3 separate regions of the Homo sapiens genome follow, and all the other regions are linked to region 3. A link is a loop called in an ENCODE intact Hi-C map of the cell type or tissue named here. Cell type or tissue: heart right ventricle. All regions are shown on one strand.

Evidence for each region. Hi-C counts contacts between places; a loop is a spot of excess contacts. Peaks named below come from ENCODE experiments on the same cell type or tissue, not always from the same donor. Only the 100,000 strongest peaks of a DNase experiment are listed, where the experiment ranks them.
Region 1: a loop joins it to region 3, with 8 times the contacts of the local background. A loop is called at or near these places in 99 of 110 quality-filtered maps.
Region 2: a loop joins it to region 3, with 3.0 times the contacts of the local background. A loop is called at or near these places in 49 of 110 quality-filtered maps.

The regions. Positions count from the first base shown.
Region 1 is chr20:32,897,953-32,905,952 of GRCh38, reverse strand. EFCAB8 (EF-hand calcium binding domain 8) reads right to left here. Exons shown (of 27, transcript NM_001143967.2): 11 at 7,330-7,460. Among named protein-coding and RNA genes, the nearest start is that of EFCAB8, 43 kb to the right of the region's middle. In heart right ventricle, CTCF peaks have their summits at 3,092 and 3,293 (motif pointing left); a DNase peak (open chromatin) is centred at 3,265.
Region 2 is chr20:32,786,599-32,794,598 of GRCh38, reverse strand. DNMT3B (DNA methyltransferase 3 beta) reads right to left here. Exons shown (of 23, transcript NM_006892.4): 5 at 7,972-8,000; 6 at 7,148-7,369; 7 at 5,587-5,745; 8 at 2,891-2,998; 9 at 1,829-1,973; 10 at 1,004-1,063. Among named protein-coding and RNA genes, the nearest start is that of DNMT3B, 28 kb to the right of the region's middle. RefSeq lists enhancers at 4,131-4,270, 3,433-4,362, 4,363-5,294, 6,284-6,954, 6,955-7,626. In heart right ventricle, CTCF peaks have their summits at 4,178 and 4,383 (motif pointing left); a DNase peak (open chromatin) is centred at 4,378.
Region 3 is chr20:33,295,484-33,303,483 of GRCh38, reverse strand. BPIFB1 (BPI fold containing family B member 1) reads right to left here. Exons shown (of 16, transcript NM_033197.3): 7 at 5,896-5,959; 8 at 3,500-3,585; 9 at 2,072-2,251; 10 at 1,072-1,125; 11 at 410-568. LOC124904888 (a long non-coding RNA gene) reads left to right here and starts at 4,960. Exons shown (of 2, transcript XR_007067566.1): 1 at 4,960-5,051; 2 at 5,262-5,367. It overlaps LOC105372594 (a long non-coding RNA gene), which reads right to left and starts at 5,271. Exons shown (of 2, transcript XR_936685.3): 1 at 4,640-5,271; 2 at 3,631-4,413. In heart right ventricle, CTCF peaks have their summits at 3,969 and 4,168 (motif pointing right); a DNase peak (open chromatin) is centred at 4,163; H3K27me3 peaks cover 1,770 bases.

The DNA.
Region 1 (8,000 bases), 400 kb after region 3:
GGGGTTATGGGGTTTAGGACATGCTACCCCAAAATATGGCATCTTGGCATTTGAGACAACAGCAGAAGCAGCAGGAGGGCCACGCTTGCCTTCCCCTAGCCTTCTCCCTGAAGCAGGTCATAGAACACTGATTCCATAGGTGCCCACTCTATACCTATACCTAGGGGAAAGGAATGTCCTTTTTTTTTTTTTTGAGATGGAGTCTCACTCTGTCGCCCAGGCTGGAGTGCAGTGGTGCGATCTTGGCTCACTGCAACCTCCACCTCCCAGGTTCAAGTGATTCTCCTGCTTCAGCCTCCAGAGTAGCTGGGATTACAGGTACACACCACCACGCCTGGCTAATTTTTGTATTTTTAGAAGAGATGGGCTTTTACCATGTTGGCCAGGCTGGTCTGGAACTCCTGACCTCAGGTGAGCCACCCATGGCCTCCCAAAGTGCTGGGATTACAGGCATGAGCCACCAAACCCAGCCCCAATGTCCTTATTTCTGAAGACACAGGGACACAGAGGGGGATCTGGACAAACAGTTTACTGCCATCAGATGGTACTAGTCCAGTCGTCCTGCATGACCGTCCATTCTTCATCAAACTTCACATGAAACTACACAGGCGTCCCTGTCTCTTTGGGTTTTTTTCTGAAGGCTCCCATGTCACATGAAACTTAAATGTGCATGCTTTTCTCTTGTTCATCTGCCTTTTGTTATCAGGGTCTCAGCCATAAACCTTACAATGGGTGAAGAAAAAATATTACTCCTCCCGCACAGGGGTCAGGATTCAGACCTAGGGTGGATATGGCAGGAGGTGGCAGGAAGCTCAGTAAGCAGCGATCCAGGAGAGGAGAGGCTCATTAGGGCCGGGTGAGGCTCAGAGGGCTGGAGAGGCCCAGACAGGAGTTCCAGGAAGGCCAGGGCCCTGCAGCCCTCACAGGCCTAAGAACCGCAGATGCTCTGTGCCTATGCCCATGCCTCTCATCCACAACATCCTGCCCCGCCAGCTCCTTCTACTACACTCTTCAAAACTCCATTCTGGCCAGGCACAGTAGCTCACGCCTGTAATCCCAGCACTTTGGGAGACCAAGGCGGCCGGATCACCTGAGGTCAGGAGTTCCAGACCAGCCTGGCCAACAGGGTAAAACCTCGCCTCTACTAAAAATACAAAAATTAGCCAGGCATAGTGGTATGTGCCTGTAATCCCAGCTACTCAGGAGGCTGACGCAGGAGAATCACCTGGACCTGGGAGGTGGAGGTTGCAGTGAGCCAAGATTGTACCACTGCACTCCCAGCCTGGGTGACAGAGAAAGACTCAGTACCCCCACCCCGCCACCGCCTTAAAAAAAAAAAAAAAAAAAAAGCTCCATTCAGGTGTGGTGGCTCACACCTGCAATCCCAGCACTTTGGCAGGCACAGGCAGGAGGATCCCTTGAGGCCAGGAGTTCAAGACCAGCCTGGGCAACACAGCAAGATCCCATCTGTACAAAAAAAACAAAAATTAGCTGGGCGTGATGGTGCACCTGCAGTCCCAAATACTTGCAAGGCTGAGGTGGGAGGATTGCTAGAACCCAGGAGGTTGAGGCTGCAGTGAGCTGTGATCATGCCACTGCACTCCAGCCTGGGGGACAGAGCAAGAACCTGTCCACGAAAAAAACAAAAAGACTCTATTCAGGCCAGACACAGTGGCTCACGCCTGTAATCCCAGCACTTTGGCAGGTCGAGGCAGGAGGATCCCTTGAGGCCAGGAGTTCAAGACCAGCCTGGGCAACACAGCAAGATCCCATCTGTACAAAAAAATTAAAAATTAGCTGGGCATGGTGGTGCACCTGCAGTCCCAGCTACTTAGGAAAGTGAGGCAGGAGGATCACTTGAGCCTGGGAGTTTGAGGTTACAGTGAGCTCCAGCCTGGGCAACAGAACGACACCCTGCCTCAGAAAAAAAAAACCCAAAAAATCCATTCAAAGGCATCTGTAGTAGGGCACCCGACCCCCTGACACAGTATGCCCTCCACTGAAGTCACCCCTGACCCGGCTCCTCCACCACTCCCGGGGGGCCTAAGCCAGGTGCCTGGGCATCAACCTGGACAACACTGTGGCTCCCATTATCCAGCCTGGCCCCAAGTCCTCCTTGCCTACTTCCCTCCACTCCCATGGCCACTGCTAGCCCAGGCCCCTGACTTTGCCGTATCAGCCTCCCAGCCAGTTCCTTCATCTCCAGCCTTGCTCCCCTTTAAATCATCTGTCCAGAGACACAAGGATTCCTCTAAAAATCAAAGCTTCAAAGAGAACAGATGGCAGTACACATATTTCATTTATTGCCAAACCAGATATTCCTCCCTCCACACGTATATGTGCTGCCGAAAAATGTTCTGGAAGAATGGTCACCAAAATGTTAGTAGAAATTATTTCAGGCCGATTTCACGTATTGATCAACAAAGATTTCCTGGCTCCTACTCCTGCCAGGATTACCAGGGGCACAGACACGAGGCTTCTGCCATAGGGGGTTTTCCTTCTAGAGGGAAACAACAGGAGGAAGTGGACACACAGAAGGGAGATGGACATTTACAAATCATGGCGAGTCCTGCAAGGGACATAAGCACATGGCTTTGACGGAGGACAACAGAAGGAGGCTCACTTCTGCCGGCCTCTCTGAGGAGGGTCCAGGGCAGCGGAGACCTGAAGGGTGAGAAGGAGTCAGCCCCGGGGAGCCCAGGGGAGGGGTGAGGCTTCAGCCGGAGGGAGCAGCCTATGCAAGGCCGGTGTGGTGGGCACCAGGTGGGCCAGGAGGAGAGGGCATGAGAGGACATGGGCGAGATGGGCAGGGCCCAATCCACAGCCCTGGCCAGGAGCCGTTGAAGGCTCCATACAGGGCCCTGGCTGGATCAGATTTGTTGATGGCCGTGGGTCAGGAAATGTGGCCTGAGGGGACACGGTGAGGCTGCTAAGAGGGCCAGGGCAAGCAGTTCAGGTGGGAGATGACGGTGGCTTCAACTAGGTGGTGGTGGCAGAAGTGAAGGAAGAGGGGACAGTCGGGGAGACGCCGGGGGTCAGTCCACACACTCAGCACCGGCTCCTGCTACCACACCCGCTCCGTCAGATTTGCTCCTGGCTCGAACCATCTGAGAACTCAGGTGAGGCTGGCTGCAAGGAAGCCAGACCCTCAGGCCCACACTGCCTTGGAGGCTGAGGCTGACTCCAGAGGCAGAGGTTGGGGTGCCAATGCCAGGCCCCACCCGCAGAGGATATGCCCTAAGATGGCATCGCCAAAACGGGAGACCAGCAAGTGGTCAATTGTGCCACCTGCCGGCCTGTACATTGCACTGCATGCAGACAAGAATGCATGGGGTGTGCCAACACTCCCAGCTAATTTTTAAATATTTTGTGTAGATGGGATCTTGCTGTATTGCCCAGGCCGGTCTTGAACTCCTGGCCTCAAGGGATCCTCCTGCCTTGGCCTCCCTAAGTGCTAGGATTACAGAAGTGAGCCACCGTGTCTGACCTGAATGGAGTCTTTTGTTTTTTTTGAAGACAGGGTCTTGCTCTGTCACCCAGGCTGAAGGAAGGGAACATGTGTCTCTGTGTTTGTGTGTGTAAATATATTCTCTACCCTACCCCAAAAATACATCTCCAGTCCCTCCATCCCACAACACAGCCCAGCTCCAGGCCACCATCCTATGCAGCCTCAACTATTGCAATGGCCTCCTCACTGGTGTGTTCACCACCACCCCTGCCCATGGACACTCCACCTGCAACATATAAGCCAGACCACACCAGTTCTCTGCTCAAAACCATCCCAGAACCGTGCTTATATCTAGTTCCAAATATTGTAAGAAGATACTCTGAGGTACTTAGAGAAATATTAACGTGGACTAGCTACTAGGTGATATGGAAGAATTATACCATTTTATCTATTTTTGTGTGTGTTTGAAACATTTTATAATGAAAATATTAATTTAAAATTAATTAATTTAAAAAACAAGGCCAGGAGCGGTGGCTCACGCCTGTAATCCCAGCACTTTGGGAGGCCGAGGCGGGCGAATCATGAGGTCAAGAGATGAAGACCATCCTGGCCAACATGGTGAAACCCCGTCTCTACTAAAAATGCAAATATTAGCCGGGCATGATGGCGCGTGCCTGTAATCCCAGCTACTTGGGAGGCTGAGGCAGGAGAATCGCTTGAACCCGGGAGGTGGAGGTTGCAGTGAGCTAAGATTACACCACCGCACTCCAGCCTGGGCACTGCAGCAAGACTCTGTCTCAATCAATCAATCAATCAATCAGTCAATCAATAACAAGAGCATACCACAGACAGCGGAGCTGTGCAAAGGCCCTGGCGCAGGAGCACGCCTGAGCCTGAAGGCCAGTGGAGCTGAGTGGGCAGGTGGAGGCAATGAGGTCAGGAAGGCAGCAGGCCCGGCCCACAGAGGCCCTCCTGGCCCTGGTGAGGTGACCCCCTGATATCCTCCTGCCATCAGGACTCAATAAAACAAGATCTGAATGAAACACATATCTTATACACCAAGCTTGTCCAACTCACAGCCCATGGGCCTCATACAACCCAGGACAGCTCTGAATGTGGCCCAACACAAATTCATAAACTTTCTTATAACATTATGAGACTTTTTTGTGATTTTTATTTAGCTCATCAGCTATTGTTAGTGTCAGTGTATTTTATGTGTGACTCAAGACAATTCTTCTTCTTCCTATGTGGCCCAGGGAAGCCAAAAGATTGGACACCCCAATATACACTAAGTGATACCACCACCAATGCAGACAGATAGCCTCAGCAAACAGCTCCAAGCAAACTTCTGCCACACGGCCCCATTCAAAGCACTGAACCCAAGACTGAAACTTCCCCTTCACGTCAGACATTCCCGGAGGCCCCTTTTTCCGGCCTGCAGGGAGCTCCAGGACTTGTCTAGAAATGTACACAGTGCACTGTTTGGTTAAAAAGGCACTGGACGGCCGGGCGCGGTGGCTCATGCCTGTAATCCCAGCACTTTGGGAGGCCGAGGTGGGCGGATCACGAGGTCAAGAGATCGAGACCATCCTGGCCAACATGGTGAAACCCCATCTCTACTAAAAATACAAAAATTAAGCCGGGCATGGTGGCTCACGCCTGTAATCCCAGTACTTTGGGAGGCCAAGGTGGGTGGATCACAAGGTTGGGAGATCGAGACCATCCTGGACAACATGGTGAAACCCCGTCTCTACTAAAATATGAAAAAAAATTAACCGGGCATGGTGGCGCACACCTGTAGTCCCAACTACCTGGGAGGCTGAGGCAGGGGAACTGCTTGAACCCGAGAGGCGGAGGTTGCAGTGAGCCGAGATTGTGCCACTGCACTCCAGCTTGGCAACACAGTGAGACTCCGTCACAAAAAAACAAAAAATAAAAATAATAAAAATTAAAAAATGAAAAATAAAAATACAAAAATTAGCTGAGCACGGGGGCACGTGCCTGTAGTCCCAGCTACTAGGGAGGCTGAGGCAGGAGAGTCACTTGAACCTGGAAGGCGGAGGTTACAGTGAGCCGAGATTGCGCCACTGCACTCCAGCCTGGTGACACAACAAGATTCCGTCTCAAAAACAAAACAAAACAAAAAAAGGCACTGGACATATAATGAGGCCCAAGATAAAACTCCAGCTCAAGTGTCTGCTCTAAGACAGTCACTTCCCCTCCCTAAGCTTCGGGTTTCCCATCTGTAAAATGAGGAGTTGGACGAAATTAGCCTTATCATCTCAGGATTGAAATTTCCCCTGAAAAACAACCAGGACAGAAAGGGACAGACATGGGTCTAAATGGCCCTCTGTTTCTGCCCCAACCCCACCCTGGCCTCACCCAGTCTCTCCCCAATACAGGCCTTAAATCTCCTGCTGTTCCCCCAAAAAGACTCTCCTGGGGCTCAATCTTCAGCCTGTGCAGAAGCAAAATGTCAGAGCCCCAAAGGCTCAAGGTAAAGACTAGGGGCCGGAGGAAAACTGCAGGGGCAAGAGCCACCCAGCAGGAAGACTCCGCGAGAGAACATACCTACCAGTTTATCCACAGTAAACGGCACAGTAGAAGCCACACAGTAAAAGAACAGAAGTGGGCCAGGCGCGGTGGCTCGTGCCTGCAATCCCAGCACTTTGGGAGGCCGAGGCGGGCTGATAACCTGAGATCAGGAGTTCGAGACCAGCCTGACCAACACAGAGAAACCCCGTCTCTACTAAAAATACAAAATTAGCCGAGCATGGTGGTGCGTGCCTGTAATCCCAGGTACTCGGGAGGCTGAGGCAGGAGAATCACTTGAACCCGGGAGGCAGAGGTTGTGGCGAGCCGAGATCGCACCATTACACTCCAGCCTGGGCAACAAGAGTGAAACTCTGTCACAAAAAGAAAAAAAGAAAAAAAACCAGAAGTGGTGGCTTTTGATAACTGGGTCAGGGAATGGCGATTGAATAAGGAGGGGGCCCCTCAGGACTCCAACCTTCTTTATAATGTTTTCATTTTTTACATGGACAATGCATTTAATACATACTTGTGTGATTAATTGGTTTTTCTTTTTTTTTTTTTTTTTGAGACGGAGTCTCACTGTGTCCCCCAGGCTGGAGTGCAGTGGCGCAATCTCGGCTCACTGCAAGCTCCACCTCCTGGGTTCACACCATTCTCCTGCCTCAGCCTCCCGAGTAGCTGGGACTACAGGTGCTTACCACCACGCCCGGCTAATTATTATTATTATTATTATTATTATTGTATTTTTAGTAGAGACGGGGTTTCGCCATGTTAGCCAGGATGGTCTCGATCTCCTGACCTCATGATCCACCCACCTCGGCTTCCCAAAGTGCTGGGATTACTGGCGTGAGCCACCGCGCCCGGTGACTAACTAGTTTTTCAAAAGAAAAGAAAAAACTTCACTCTAGGGTAGAGGAATCTAGACTGAAGGAAACAGATTGGAACCATCTGCAAAGAACCAATGCTGCCAGTTACTGAACACATACCACAGAGGATTCCCTCATGCAACCCTTCAGGAAGTGAGGTACGTGCTTTCACACCCTTTCACAGATGAGGGAACTGAGGGTCACAGAGGAGAAAGTAACTCACAGTCATCCCTTCATTCAGAAAACATTTCACTGACTGCCAATCACTCTGTGCTGGCTTCTATGCTGAGTTTTGCATATAGATTGGGAGATAAAAGAGGCTGCTGTGTTCTCACCGTGCTGCTGCTGGCAATGCTGGAAAAACTAAACCCCAGAGTCCATACACCAACCACCATCTGCCACTGTCAGCCCCCATGGTCCACTCACCACCCCCCTCCCTTCCAGCCCCACCGCCTTAGCCAGGAGAGAAGCACTTCTTACCTGGGTTTCTTAGAGGCTTTGGCTGGCAATATTGTCAGCACCAGAGAGGACTTCTCGATGGCTGAACAGGAGACTACCACATTCATCTGGGGGATGAACTTGACCTGCTCACACCAGTTGGGATGGAGAGCCTGGGAAGACAGTAGCAATGGTGGGAGACTCCACCCAAGGACAACTTTCTAGGCCCAGCCCCCAGAACATGACCAGGTGCTGGGACTGGAGGTGCCCAGAGATCACGGAGTCTAATGCCCTTCTCCTAGTGATCACAAAGTGATGTGGCCCCGCAATCCTAGCCCAGGTCCTATGACCAGCACTGGCCATCTCTCGTCACTGAAAATTTTTAAAAGCACACAAGCCTACTTTCATTTGAAATCTTGTGAGTTAGAGGATGGGGAAGGTCAGGCCCATACTAATCATCTCCCACGAGGAGAGAAAGGATGAATTCAAGTCTGTCCAGGCCACAATCTAGTTATCCACAGGGAGCCCCCTCTACAGATGGGCTGTGCTCCCAGCCCACTGCCACCCTCCATGTTTGTCATAGCGTGGAGTGCTCAAGGAAGCGCGGAGGGCATGAGAATGTGCATTTCACGGCAACTTGAACCACAAAAGATGACGCGCAGTCGAAGGGGCTGGCTGGGCTCTGAATTCTCCGGCGCCAACTCTGTGACCTG
Region 2 (8,000 bases), 510 kb after region 3:
TCCGCCTCCTGGATTCAAGAAATTCTCCTGCCTCAGCCTGTTACAGGCATGCAGCACCACACCTGGCTAATTTTTGTATTTTAGTAGAGACGGGGTTTCATCATGCTGGCCAGGCTGGTGAACTCCCGACCACAAGGGATCTGCCTGCCTCAGCCTCCCAAAGTGCTGGGATTACAGGCATGAGCCACTGCACCTGGCCTCGTTTTTTTCTTTCTTTTTTGTTTCTGTTTTGGTTTTTTTTTTTTTTTTTTTTTTTGAGACAGGTTCTCAGTGTGTCACCCAGGCTGGAGTGCAGTGGCATGATCTTAGCAAACTGCAGCCTGACTTCCTGGGCTCAGGTGATCCTCCCACCTCAGCCTCCACAGGCACACACCACCTCACCCAGCTAATTTTGTATTTCTCTTAGAAACAGGGTTACATCCTGTTGCCCAGGCTGGTCTTGGAACTCCTGAGCTCAAGCAATCTGCCCACCTCAGCGTCCCAAAATGCTGGGAAATCCAAGAGATGGTTATTTGCATCCCAAAATGCTGGGATTATAAGCGTGAGCCACTGAGCCCAGCACTTTTTAATTTTACATAATATGGCTCCCATTCTATAAATGGGATTTTGTAAAACCCATTTGTATTTCTATTCCATCTACACAGAAAATCTTAATGGACATGGTTAAATTTGACTCTGACCCTAGGAAAGAAAATTGTACAGCCATTAAAAATCTTAAGGACCCTTTAGTGACAAAATGACATCAGACAGTGCTTACAGTATTAATATTAATAAAGGGGAAAGCAGGAATCCAACTAGTGTTCAGAAAAATCTGGAAGGATGTGCAACCCAACGTTAACCTGGAGGGTATTTGTGAGGGTGGGATGTGAGGGGAGAGTGGGGAGGGAGTTCAGATTGACTTTTCAAGAAATTTGATTCTTTTCCAGTGACCATTTTATATGCAAAGAAATCAGAAGAAAGTGCATAGAAAACAGGGCACAGTCAAAAGACAGGAAGGAAATACCGTATTTCCTTGATTCTAATTTCCTACTGCCTGCACGACGCACCTTCGACTTATTAACCACTTTTGAGGGGAAAACAAAACAAAACAGAAAAAACATTACATTAAATGTATGGACTGTTTTCTTTTTTGAGACAAGGTCTTGCTCTGTCACCCAGGCTTGAATGCAGTGGTGCGATCTCGGCGCACTGCAACCTCTGCCTCCTGGGCTCAAGCCAATTCTCCCACCTCAGCCTCCCGGGTAGCTGGGACCACAGGCACATGCCAAGCACACCAGGCTAATTTTTCTATTTTTCACCATGTTGTCCAGGTGATCGCCTCAAGTGATCCACTCGCCTCAGCCTCCCAGAGTGCTGCGATTACAGGCATGAGCCACTAGGCCTGGCCTTTAAATCTATGGATTGTAAGACAAGTCCTGGATTTCTAGAAACCAGAGTTATCTTATAATGGGAGAAATATGGTACTGGTCAAAATGTTAGCAGGTGGCATATTCTTCTTTAACACTTTCCAATTTTCTCAAATGAGCATAGCTTAACTATTTTTTCCTTTAATAAAAAAGGTGCTAGTCAACACTGCATCCTGACTTCAAGACAGATGTCAGATTCAATACAAATTATATGCACGTGACCATCAGCAAGAAAGTGGCCGGGGAAGCCAGATAGAGCTGGCACAGCCTTCGTATGCCTGCTCCTATTTTTCCAACATTCAGAGTTGAGACCAGCTGCTAGAAAGCTGGGTGGGGTGTGGGGCAGCAGGGGTGGCTGACTCTCCCAAGAAGTGGTCCCACCAGCAGAGGCAGCGGGTGCTGCCATGGGGACTCATTCCCACCTGGTTGCGTGTTGTTGGGTTTGAGGCCCTCGATCCCAGTGGGCTTGAAGCCCCCGTGGGCCCACTCCAACATGGGCTTCAGCTGGTCCTCCAATGAGTCTCCAGGGCTGCTGGGGAAGGTCTTGCCAGCTCGCACCCTAGCTTTCTGCAAAGGCAGAGTCTGTGATGAATGGGGGGGTGGGGAGGAGGTGCTCGCCAGGCCACACCCAGGGATTCCCCCAGCCAGGGCCTACATTCCCCTTCACACTGGGCCCTTTCATAGCCAGACAGCTGTCCTGGGCTGTGGTATGTGACAGAGGAAGGAGGGGCCTGTGCAGGGAGAGGCCTCGGAAGGGGGGTTGTGGTTAAATCTTTTCATGCAGGCACCAAATAGGATCTCTTCCCCCTAGGGAATGTCAGTGGTCACCTCCCACTCAAAAGGCAGACATATCAGAATTAACTCTACCACCAAGATATAGAAGCCCCAGCCAGCACTATCTCATCTCCTCTGTATCTTATATAAGGCGGCACTAGATTTCTTGTTTTATCTCCCTAAAGATGGGGACATTAACTTGTGTCCTACATGAAGGACCAAGGATTTCAGTGTCTAATGAAGCCTTTAGCAATGAGAAGAGGTTGGCTCTTAAATGCTGAACAAAGGTGGGGGGAAAAAATCAAGGTGAAGGGAGAAACAGGGTATAATGGTTCATAGGGGATAAGACGGCCCACAGATAGAAGACAGCTGGCCTCCACTGCTGTCTTGCTGTGAACTCCAACCCTCATAAGAAGGCTCTGAGGTCTCTGGAAAAGCACATTCACTGATACGAATATTGCACCCCTAACTGCCCGTGCTCTTTCCTTCTGATTCAGTTAGTGGTCCCAATAAGTGGCAGCTGGGATGTCTCAAATCCCTTTGTTGGGAGGCCCAATCCGGTGGCCATCATGTTATGTTGTCATTTACCTCCTCCCTGGCCACCCTGTCCCCTCCAAACCACCCTTGGCAACACTGAGCTAGGTTTCTGTGGGTCTCTTGCTTCATCCCTGCTCTCAGGGCTTAGCCCTCATTCCCTCATCCCATGTTACCTCCAGAGCATGGTACATGGCTTTTCGATAGGAGACGAGCTTATTGAAGGTGGCCAAATTAAAGTGCTGGCTGAACAGCCCCAGTGCCACCAGTTTGTCTGCAGAGACCTAAAAGAGAAAGACATCATCAACATCCACCTACAGGTGTGTCCCAGGTGCCATGTCTATCACAATGTTGTCCATCAGATGCAGAAGATTTTCACACACTTTAACCAAGAGACCATTCCTGGGGATAAAGTCCACAGACATCTATTTGAAAGGAAGGAAAGAAAAAAGCAGAAAAATAGAAATGGCAGAGTCTCAACACACAGATATCCAGAACCTTGTTAGGTACGACACTTCCACTGTGGAAAAGGAGGATACTCTGAATGAAGGCAATTAGGCGAACCCTGTGTTTGTATACATTTTCCAAGCAGGTGTCCCTGGTGTGGACCCCTGAGGCTCAGTCCTAATATTCTCTGTGGCTGCTCCAGCATTGAGGGTTTGCACATATTCCTTCTTTCCTAAGCATGATAATTGTTTACTCTTTACCCTTTTATTAAAATGAGTTCACCTAATGAATGTGTTTAGAAAACAGTGCTCGACACAGCACCTTTCACTTGTTGTGATTATTTAACTTTAGTTCTTGTGATTTAATCCATATTCCACAAGTCTCCTGATGTACCAAGTCCCTGGACCAAGCATGAACTGACTGAGTTGCCAGTGAGAGAGAAAATGGCCATTCAGGGATGCTAATCAGAACTGAAAGGCCAGACGTAGTGGCTCAGGCCTATATTCCCAGCACTTTGGGAGTGGGAGTTGAGAGGATCGCTTGAGCCCAGGAGTTCGACTAGCCTGGACAACACAGCAAGACCCCATCTCTACAAAAACTTTTAAGAGCCAAACACAGTGGTGTGCACCTGCAGTCTCAGCTGCTCTGTTAAGGCAGAAGGATTGCTTGAGCCCAGGTGATTGAGGCTGCAGTGAGCCAAGACAGTGCCACTGCACTCCAGCCTGGGTGACAGTGAGGACCTCATCTCTTAAAAAAAAAAAGGAACTGAAAGACACAGGGAATGTTCTAGTCTCCGTAAAGAGTGCTCACACTCATGCAAACCTCCATTTTATCACGGAATGCCTGATTTCCTATATGGGGGTGTGACCACCACTGGGGAGAAAACACTGTGGCTCTGGTGGGGGGAAACCGCTCCAACACAAGTGCTGGTTCCAGCGCCCAATAGCTCCAATACAACCCAAACAGCGTACACATGCTGAGCAGGCACTTGCCCAGGCCAGACCCAGGTCCCATATTGTCATCTCATCCCCTAATGCTGACAGCCCCACACTGCATTGTATTAGCCTCAGACTCTATCTTGCAAAGTGCATTTTATGTCTCGATGGGGCAAAGCAATTGCAAACAATCCATCTTCCTTCACTTGAGTTACTGCTCTCCCATCCCTGGAAGCAGCTGCCTCACTGCCAGCATGGGCCCAGGACTTGTCCTCCCTCTGCTGGTCACAGCAGGCAACTGCATGCAGGGGCTCTCCTACAAAGGAGACTCCACACCCAATATATTATTGTAGCCCTTGGGAAACTTCAATTAGCTCATGGCAAATGGCCCCATGGTAGCTCAATTCCTGGGAAAAACAGAATCTCTGCTTGAGCTGAATCCCAGGAATGTACAGTCCTTCCTTCAATCCTGCCTGGCTTGCTTCTGCTGCAACTTGCCCAATGACCTTAGGCACCTAACTTAGCCTCTCTCAGGGCTCTGAGGGTAGGACTAACATTTACTTCTAAGAGACCATCACAGGATAGGTCTGTCTGATTAAAATCTTTGTTGAGGCCAGGCGTGGTGGCTCCCGCCTGTAATCCCAGCACTGGGAGGCCGAGGCGGGTGGATCATCTGAGGTCAGGAGTTGGAGACCAGCCTGGCCAACATGGTGAAACCCAGTCTGTACTAAAAATGCAAATATTAGCAGGGTGCGGTGGCAGGTGCCTGTAACCCCAGCCACTCAGGAGGCTGAGGCAGGAGAATTGTTTGAACCTGGGAGGCGGAGGTTGCAGTGAGCCAAGATCGCACCACTGCACTCCAGTCTGGGCAACAGAGTGAGACTCCATTCTCACCGCCCCCAAAAAAATCTTTGTTGAAAGAGTGTAAGAATCAAAACAGCCTAGTTATGCCCAACACAGCTCTTCCCCAGCTAAATGTCATTACCAAGAAAGATTTTAAAAGGCTAGAATCAATCATCAAGAGACTCTGAAATACCCAATTCTACTAAAAACCCTTTTCACAACTGATACCAGGTGACCCTAAACCCAACTCCATGCCTTTCTCTCCCCAGGGCTAAATGACAAGAGGCCGCGGCCATGCTTCCGGTCTCTTCCAGGCTTCTCCACTGAACACTTTTGGGTACTTGCTCACGTGGCCACTCCTGGCCCCTCAGAGTCCACACTGATGATTCTGCCCCCAAAAGATAAATCTAAGAAATAACATAAAATCCAACTGCCCATGGATCCAGAACTTTCTAGCACTTTTGTCCCCCGTGTGAGTGGAATCTGCTGTAGCTGGTTAACACAGGAAGTTTTGTCCTTCCTCCCAGACAGTGTGAAGGCATAGGCTCACACATCTGCAGAATACAATCCCAGGCCTTTGTCTTCAAAGGGAGGCAGGCAGGCACAGCCTCAGGCCTGCAGAACCCCTTGCCCTTCCCCGGACTCACCTCGGAGAACTTGCCATCGCCAAACCACTGGACCCACCGCATGCCAGACATAGCCTGTCGCTTGGAGGTGGCCTTCCAAGACACCACCATGGCGGGCCACCAGGAGAAGCCCTTGATCTTTCCCCACACGAGGTCCCCTATTCCAAACTCCTTCCCATCCTGGAAGAAAACCCACATGAAGAAATCCCAGTGAGGAGAGGCCATCCTGGGCCAAGTCCTGTCCACTCCACTGTCCCTGAGGGCAACAAAAAGCTTGCCATAAAATGCAAGATGTAGCCAGACACCGTGGTTCATGCCTGTAATTCTCAGTACTTTGGGAGACCGAGGCAGGGGGATCGCTTGAGGCCAGGAGTTGGATACCAGCCCGGGCAACACAGCAAGACTCCATTTCCACAAAAGAATTTATAAAGTAGCTGGGCTTGGTGGTGCACGCCTGTAGTCCTAGCTACTCAGGAGGCTGAGATAGGAGGATCGCTTGAGGCCAGGAGTTTGAGACTAGCCTGGGCACCATAGTGAGATCCCTTCTATACAAAGTAAAATGTAATAATGGACATAGAAAAAAGGGATCCTAACAACACATAAATACATACATGTGTAAGGAGTCTTCGTGCAGCAATGCTTGAATAAGCATAAACAACCTGAATCGGTTAATTAAGCTATGACCCAGACCACTGGATTTATTATCCAGACATGAACCTCAGGCAACTCTAGTTCTTAATAGAAGAAAAAAGCAAGTCTACAAAGGTATCATACGTACAATATATACAGTATGTGCACTCTGATGAACAGAATCACAATATGTATTGTCAGGCCTCTGAGCCCAAGCCAAGCCATCGCATCCCCTGTGACTTGCACGCATCCCCTGTGACTTGCACGTTTAAGCCCAGATGGCCTGAAGTAACTGAAGAATCACAAAAGAAGTGAATATGCCCTGCCCCACCTTAACTGATGACATTCCACCATAAAAGAAGTATAAATGGCCGGTCCTTGCCTTAAGTGATGACATTACCTTGTGAAATCCCTTTTCCTGGCTCCTCGTGGCTCAAAAAACTCCCCCACTGAGCACCTTGAGACCCCCACTCCTGCCCGCCAGAGAACAAACCCCCTTTGACTGTAATTTTCCTTTACCTACCCAAATCTTAGAAAATGGCCCCACCCCTATCTCCCTTCGCTGACTCTCTTTTGGACTCAGCCCACCTGCACTCAGGTGAAATAAACAGCTTTATTGCTCACACAAAGCCTGTTTGGTGGTCTCTTCACACGGGCGTACATGAAATGTATAACGTACGCAGTTGCAGTCCTTACATAAATGTCATGTTGGGAAAAACCACAGTATTCACGTGGTAAATACTGGCATTTGACTTATGTCTGGGAGAGGATTAAGGTAAAGAAAGGTCCGTGGTGCATATGGAAGATACTTAGAATTCAAACATGTCAATTATTACAATTACGAAACTTCTAACAACTGTTGTCGCTCTGTTACCAACAGTAGCAGGTAACTGGTTTTTCCCCGTGTTCAGGGTCCTCAGTCACCCTGGGCAGGAGCCCCTCTCGGCCATACCTGATACTCTGAACTGTCTCCATCTCCACTGTCTGCCTCCACCTGCGGGGACTCCATGCCCCCCTGCTGGCTGTCCTGGGCTAGGCGGGCGTAGGGGGTACTGCTGCTCTGGGGCGTCCCATGTGTGTCCTCTGTGTCGTCTGTGAGGTCGATGGTAAGGTAAGAGCTGGGAGGGGACGGCCATGGCGTTCCTGCCGATGCTGTTGCCCGCCGTCTCAGGGACTGTGGACAGAAGGACACATAGTTTGGGCCAGAGCAAAGGATGTCGGTGACCAGAGACCAACGGCACCCCCATATGGCTCCTAGGCAAAAAGAAAGAGGAAAGACTGAAGTTAAAGAGAACAGAGACCGCTGAAGAAACTTTTCCAGGAACACGTATCCCTTAAGGGGGGAGAAAGTCATTGTAACTGTCCCAGAGACAGAAAGATGACAAAGGCACAAATGATGGGTAATGACGAGGGACTCTCAGAGAGTGAAATGTTGCCATACCCGCTAGGGTTGCCTCAAGACAGGTGAAGAAGACATGAGGGAGAAGACAGTTCTGGATGTCAGTGTTTTCTACCTTGTTTCCAAGTTAGAGCAAGAACCAAGTCAACAGGGAAAGCTTCCATTCCCAACAGAGTGTCATCTGAGATCAGACCAGGAGAGAAGCCAACAGGCTTACGGGAAGCTTACCCAGGAGAGAAAAGAAAAAGCAAGAACCTGAAAAGCAGTGTGAAAAAAGGACACAGATTATCTACCAGCCACAACCAGTAGTGCAGTGAGTGAGGCATATCTCCCAGTTAGAGACTGCGGGCAGGGGTCTGGGCATCTGGGGAACCAACCCTGGTAGCCGGGAACTCCACGGGGGACT
Region 3 (8,000 bases):
GCAGCCTGGGGCACTACCATGAGGGAATAGCTTGCCTGAGGATGAAGGCAGCACAGAGGAAAACAAGGCTGCTAGGTGGGAGAGAGGAGAATGAAGAGGATATTGTTTGAGCACCTGGGTCCAGCTATTCCCGAAGTCAATAGCATCTAGACTTTTTAGTTATAGGAGCTAATACAATTCCTTTTGTGCATATGAGTTGAGTTTCTGTCCAGAGATTCCTGACTAAGAAAGTCACAGGGTTAGAATTGGACCCACAAAGCTCCTGGCTCTTGGTTCAGAGCTCCCTGTCCCCTGTCCCTGCTAAGTGATGAGAGTGGTGGAAATGTTTAACAAAGCAAGAGGGCGAACAGGAAAAGTAGACAGAAGGGTCCCCCTGGTTGCTGCCAATATCGCAGACAACTGAACTCACGATGCCCAGGGTGAACAAAGGGCGGAGGGCTTCACTGGAGGGAAACACTTCCAGCACGATCAGTTGGGCCACCTTGGCATGGCCTTGGTCTATAAAAAACTCGGGAGTGTCCTGAGTTAGGATCTTCACGATCTGGGTAGATCCCAGCTTATCTGCAGCCTGGAAGGAGATCAGACCCACATGTGGCCTCCCAAGTGCCCACCATGGCCCACAGGCTCTGTGTGTGGCCTGGCCCCTGCCTGCCTTCCTGGGCTCCCTGCTCCCTCACGTGTTCCAGCCACCCTGTCCTTCTTGCAGATCCTTGAATGTTGTGTTGTTCTCCCTACCTGGCAGCCTTTGGTCTCCTGTTCCCTCTGTCTGGAATGCCCTTCCCTTCAGGGAGGCCTCCCTGACGTCCCAGACTGTATCAGGGGCCCAGAGTGTTCTCATGGCCCCTAGAACCTGTCCTGTGTTACTGCAGCTGTAATGGAAATACTATCCATGTGATGATTTGCTTCAGGTCAAACTGGCCTGCTAGACTGAAATCTCTGTGCGGACAGGGATGCGGTTTGAGTGTCCCAGTGCTGGAATGAAACACTAGTCCCACTAGATTCTCCTCCCCAGAGGCCTGTGTCCAGACCACAGCAAACACCCCTCAAGCTGCAGATGGCAAACAGACCAACCTTTTCATTGATCAGCCCGATGCTTGACTTCAGCCGATGGGCACTCTCAGGAAGCTGAGGGTGAGAGGAGCCAGAGAAGGTCAGTTGGAGGGCACAGGGAGGCACATCTCCTGCACCCCACTGCTGGGAGGAAGGTTTCCCAGGACCCCAGAAAAGCTGGGTGGGCCCAGTGACCCAAGCCATGTGTCTGTCATTGGTGGAAAAACAGCCCCTAGGTCAGCTTCTATGGGGCATGGGGTCCTGCTGGCCTGGACTTTTACTGTGGGCTGGTGATGGTTGTGGGTCTGGGGGCAGCTTCCTGATCTCAGAGGACATAGAGAGGTGATTTCATTTTTACTGCAATCATGAATGGGCTAGTTGGTGACCACTCCCTATTTTCTCGCCATCCCAGTCCCCTGAGAGCTTGGTTATTGGTTGTCTGTCAGCTGCCCTGAAGTTCTGCCATCCTCCCATAACGTTGGACCAACCCTTTCCCCCTCTGGACCTCAATTTCCCCGTCAGTCACCCGGGAGGAGGTGGCACAACATAGTTGACTGGTGGTGGTTATCGGCTGTGCCCTGTTAATAAGGATTCCAAGGTTGTGTCAGCATCCAGACTCAGTAGAAAGGAGAGCCTTGATCGATTAGTGATGTCTGCCATGAGTGTCATAGTGGTGAGCAGTGGCACAGTCGCCATCCCTGGACTACTCACTATCTGAGATGTATTTATCACCCCTGGACTACTGCATATCTAAGATGCCTTTTGATTTCACGAGACTGTTATTTGGTAGAGGAAACATTTGCATCAGATTCCAGAGGGTAGAACCATGACTGGGGCTGGATGTTACCGGGAGGATTTTAGGTTTAGAGCTATGTCAGAGGCAGGGTCTATTAGAGGAGGGAGTGAGATCTCCATTAAACTGAGCCTGATGGAGGATTCCTGCTTAGGGGCACCCTGTGTTCAGGAAATTCCTATGATGTGGCCTGGGCGGCCCTATTCTCTGCCTTGTGCTGAGGTTTACCACAGAGTCCAACAGGACCATGAATTCTTCTGGAGAGAGCACAGCAGCCACTGCAGCTTTCACCACGTCCTGACTCACGATGAGGCTGAACGGGATGTTGTCCAGGGTGGGCATTGTCAGGGAAGCTGCAGAGTTATTGAACCACTTGGTCACCTTTCCCTGTGAGTCCAACAACTTGGCCTGAGGAGACAGAGCAGGGAGTCAGCTAAGAATTTTAACTCTGCAGCTTACCCAATAGCAACCTAGAAGGAAATGACACCATTCAGCCTGTTTCCTTTTTGTGCATTTGTTGCCAGGAAGCTTAGCCTGGAGCTCAGGTGTGTGGCAACATCTACTCCATCTTTGCCCCTCGGATAATCTCTGACTTTTATTTTTTGTACCAGATATCTTCGTTTTTTTTCCCATGCTTCAACTTCTCAGACACCTCAAACCCTTTGGATGGAGGGAAAATTAAAAACTACAACAAAATGGAAGAAACGATTTGATGCTGCAGTTTTCCAAAGGATCCATAGAAACTAGTCCAGGGGCCAGGCGTGTTGGCTCATGCTTGTAATCTTAGCACTTTGGGAGGCCGAAGTGGGAGGATCATTTGAGCCCAGGAGTTTGAGACCAGCCTGGGCAACATGGCGGAACCCCATCTTTACAAAAAATACAGAAAATTAGCCAGGCGTGGTGGCGAGTGCCTGCAGTCCCAGCTACTCAGGAGGTTGAGGTGAGAGGATCGCTTGAGCCCAGGAGGTCAAGGCTGCAGTGAGCTGTGATGGCACCACTGCACTCCAGCCTGGGTGACAGAGTGAGACTCAGTCTCAAAAAAACAAAACAAAAGAAACCTAGTCTGGGATTCATGCTACCAGGATGGTCTGGCCCTTTGGGGCGTCCAGCCACAGCATGGCTGTGCAGCTCCACATTGGACAGGGAGCTGACAGTTACTGGGCACTTCTGGTCTGCCAGGCATGGTGTGGTCTCATTTCATCCTCTCCTCAGTGGCCATTATTACTGACATTTTGCAGACAAGGAAACTGAGGCTCAGGGAGGTAAAGGAACTTGCCCAAAGTCACATAGCCAGGGAATCATAGAGCTAGGAGAGAAACTTAGGTCTGTGTTTCTTGATCCTTGGCTTTTGTTTCAAGGTTGTCATAGGTTTGGGGATTGGCAGGGACTTGCCTGAGAGAAAGGCTGAGGGCCCAGTGTCCCCACTCGGGCCCCCCCATGTCACTCTGGGTGACAGTGAGACTCAGTCTCAAAAAAACAAAACAAAACAAACTTGCATGGGACATATTCAGCCTGCAGTGATTTTTCTAGATCAGCCCGTGTCCTAATGGTGACCAGGATTTTCTCTCCTAACACAGGCCCATGCTATCTGACTCCTGGTGGTCAGAGAAGGGCAGCAATGTCCCCACTTCACCCTCAAGGTCCTGGGACACTCACCCCCAGGTAGAGCTGAATGGTGTCACCCTTGATGGCAGGATACAGAAGGTCAAACTCCAGACGGTCAATGCTGAGGGAAATGGGCACTGCTCAAGGACAAGAAGAAAGTTCTGTGAGGGTGGAGGGCAGTATTGGAGGGGGAAGTTGGGGGGCTGCTTCCAGGTGGAGCTGTACTGTTGCATGGGGGGGCAGGTAGGGAGGAGCAGGTAATAATGATGTTGATAATAATGATGCAAACAGTGATGACAGTGACATTTATCGAGCATCCACTAAGTGCCAGGCCTCTGCATGTCAGCTGGTTCATCTGCATGATAACGTTAGGAAGTAGGTCTTATTATTACCCCCTTTTACAGATGGTGAAACCAAGTCTGAGGAAAGGGAAATGACCTGTTCAAAGCCATACTATGAGAGCATGGGAACCCAGTCGGTTTTATGCCAAAGTCCCGGTTTGGAACGGAACTGAACTATTGTATGTAACACTCCACCGCCCCTACCAGACTGAAAGCCGCGTCCCCCATGCAGGTGGTTCTGGGTCTGGACACCCTATGAGCACCTGGATCTCAAGGAAGCTTAGGCTGGAAGCCAGAGGCCTGGTAACATCTACTCTGAAATCCAAACTGGCTCCTCTGCTCCCCCCAAAGATCTCGTGTTCGCGTCAGAATTCCCCACTTGGCCGCCAGGTGGCGGTGGTGTGTCACCTGCCCCGGTGTATGGCCGAGGATGGGGAGTGCTGGAGGGCCAGGGACCGGCCGCCTACCGCTCCAGGGAGACCTCCGGGCCCGTCCTCGGGGCAGCGGAGGAGCCAGCTGGACTTCGGTTTGAGCCCCAGTGACCTTGGCTGGTCTCTTCTCGCGTCTGAATCTGTTTCCTCGTCTTAAAATGAGGGTATAGTGCCCGCCAGGGCAGCACATGTACTAAAATCGGAAGGACATAGAGACGATGAGCATGACTCCTGTAAAAATTACTTTAAAAAAAGAAAAAAGGTCCGTCTCCAAAAAAAAAAAAAAAGTATATTAAAGTCAATAAGGTCCCCGAAAATGGCTATAACAACAACAAAAAAATGTGATTTACAAAGAGAAATCTACAGACTTGTCAACAAAATGTAATGTGTGAACTCTGGATCCTACTCTGAATACTGACCAAATATCTGACGATTGGAAGAACTCTTTGGGAATTAAAAAAAAAAAAAAGAAAAAAGGAAAGAAACGGCGGTAGAATAGTAATTCCTGCTTCATGTATACAACTGGCACCTAGTAACGGCTCAATCCGAATGACACTCGCTCAGAACTCAAGTCTTCCTCTATCACCAACTGCCTCTGTGAACTTGGACAGTGACTTCATTGCTCGGAGCCTCTTTCATCACAGTGAAGGGGGGTCATGACTGCCACCTCATGGAGTTGTCTGAGGAGTCAGTGAGATGTGCCTATACAAAACACCCAGCGGGAGGGCGTGGCCCATGGCAGATGCCCTGTGGCGCTCAGTGCATGCTGCTCTCCCTTCTCCTCTCTGGTCGCCCTTGGAATGAGCCTCTTCTGATCCCAAAGTGCAGTTGGTAGACTTTTCTTCTTCTCCGCCAGTTTCCACTCTGGGGGCCTGAGCATGGCAGAGTTCTGATGTGGGGGCAGGAGCCTGTGCCCTCCCGTATCTGCTATGCTGGGGGAGGGAGAAATGACTTCCTTCCGTCTTTGCCCTTCGAATCATCTCTGATTTTTATTTTTTAAACCAGATATCTCAGTTTTTAACCCATGCTTTAATTTCTCAGATACCTCAAACCCTTTGGATGGAGGGAAAATTTGAAACTGCAACGAGATGGATAGAACTATTTGATGCTGCAGTTTTCTAAAGTATCCATAAAAACTAGTCCGGGGGCTGCGTGTGATGGCTCATGCTTGTAATCTTAGCATCTTCTGTCTGTCCATCCATCCATCCATCCATCTATCCATCCATCCATTTAGCATGCATTTGTAAGTGCTTCTCTGTGCCAAGAGGGACACCTGCTATGTGCCCAGAACTTTCCTGTAGACTTTTATTCCTCACTAACAATCCTATGTTGTAGGGATGGTTAAGCCCCATTTTATGGATGAGGAAACCGAGGATGAGGAGGTAAATTAGCTTTCCCAAAGTCATGGAGCAAGTCAGGGGCAGAGCTGGGATTTGAACTTGGGGCATCCACTGACCTGACAACTGCACAAATAGTAAGAGCTCATGAAGTCCTAGTCGTGGCGAATTTCTGTCTGCGCGTCTGGGGCAGGGATCAACTGATGCTTGTCTCACCTGCTTCTGGGCCTGAGTTGCAGCTCAGGCCTGACTTGGGGAGGCCTTCCCTTGGTGGAGTCAGGGTCTGGAGGCCAGCTCCGTAGTAAAGGAAAAAGTGGGAGAGAGAGCAGAGCACCTACCCTTCACCAGCTGCAGGAGGTCTGCATACATGCCATTGAAGGAAGCCTCGATCACGGGACACAGCTGCAACAGCATAAGCAAGGGGCTCCATCAGGGAGGGGCCAGAATGCAGCCCCACAGCAGCCCCGGGCTGTGCCCAGCCCACCTGGCCTGTGTCCTACTGCTGTGCCCATGGCCAGCCAGGTTCCATCCATGGGTTGAGGATTCATTCGTGTGTTGAACCCAGCCTGCAGGGCCACCTGGGACCTTTTGCAGTGGTTTGTCCCTTTCCCTGTGCCCAGGGTGTGCTTGGCCTGCCAGCAGCCCTCCCTCTCTGACTCCTTGTCTTGCTCACAGGTGTCTATGTTTTCCATGAGAGTGAAATGGAGGCTGGGCGCAATGGCTCATGCCTGTAATCCCAGCACTTTGGGAAGCCAAGGTGGGTGGATCGCTTGAGGCCAGGAGTTTGAGACCAGCCTGGCCAGCATGGTGAAACCTCATCTCTACTAAAGATACAAAAAGCCAGGCATGGTGGTGCACTCCTGTAATCCAAGCTACTTGGTTGGCTGAAGCACAAGGATTGCTTGAACCTGGGAGGTGGAGGTTGCAGTGAGCTGGAATCGTGCTACTGCACTCCAGCCTGGGTGACAGAGCAAGACTCTACTTTAAAAGAAAAAACAAGAGTTAAATGGAGAATTTGTTTATTCATACAGCAAGTTGCTACTGAGTTCTTTTCACATGTCAGACTCTGGAACAGAGGCCAGCAAGGCAGACCCAACCAGACTCCTGGGCAATCTCTTTGTGCCCTTTGTGGCTTTCTAGCCCAACACATCCCTTTGCTCACTGGGCACTTCTCTTCCTAAAATTGCCAGCAGTCCTCAACAGGGGGAGATTTTGTCCCCAAGGAGACATTTGGAAATTTCTAGAGACATTTTTAGTTGTCACAACTTGGAGGGGATGACAACTAGTGGGTAGAGGCCAGGGATGCAGCTAAACATCCTACTGTGCATAGGACAGCATCCAGACAAAGAATTATCCAGCCCAAAATGTCAGTACCACCAAGGCTGAGAAACTCTGACCTAACCTAACCCTGACCTGAGCTGTTCTGCTTAGGGAGAAGGTCAAACATTTGACTCACTTTTCAGGGCAGTGCTCCAAGATTATTGAGGACATTTTTGTCTTGTTGACCACCCCTTAATACTCTTGAGGAATGACAATGCCTTTGAGAAATGTTAACTCCTATGAATAACCGTTCCCTGCTCCTGGCTGCATTGCCAATCTAGAGCCCAGAGAGGATGGAAGACTTTCAGCTCAGAGACTCCCAGCAGGCACTGCCAGGGGAGCCTGTTTCTCACCGGAAAGTGTCCCGGGGAACCTCTGCATTTTATCCCACAATTCCCCATCCTTCATTTCTATCAGCAGGTCTCAATCCTGGCTACACAGTAGAGTCCTCTGGGATACTAGGACCCACCCAGACCAGTTACTTCTGAATCTGGGGTAGGGCCTAGCCATTAGTATTTTTTAAAGGTTTCTCAGGTTCTGATGGCTCTGATGTGCAACGAGGGTTGAGACCCATGGATTTACACTGAAAAAGATTTCAACATTTTCCCTCCCTCCCTCCCTCCCTCCCTTCCTTCCTTTCTTCCCTCCCTCCCTCTCTCTCTTTTTCCGTCCTTCCTTCCTTCCCTTTCCCTTCCCCTTCCTTCCTTCCTTCTTTCCTTCCTTCCCTTCCCAATCCCCTTCCTTCCTTCTTTCCTTCCTTCCCTTCCCCTTCCCCTTCCTTCCTTCCTTCTTTCCTTCCTTCCCTTCCCCTTCCTTCCTTCCTTCTTTCCTTCCTTTCTTCTCTCTCTCTTTCTCTCTCTCTCTCCTTCCTTCCTTCCCTCTCTCTCTTTTTCCTTCCTTGCTTCCTTTTCTCCCTTTTTTTCTCTCTTTCTTTCTTTCTTTCTCTCTTTCTTTCTTTCTTCTTCTCTCTTTCTTTCTTCTTTCGAGTCTCACTCTGTCACCCAGGCTGGAGTGCAGTGGTGCAATCTCGGCTCACTGCAACCTCCACCTCCCAGGTTCAAGCAATTCTCCTGCCTCATCCTCTCTGATTCTCCTGCCTCATCCTCCCGAGTAACTGGGATTA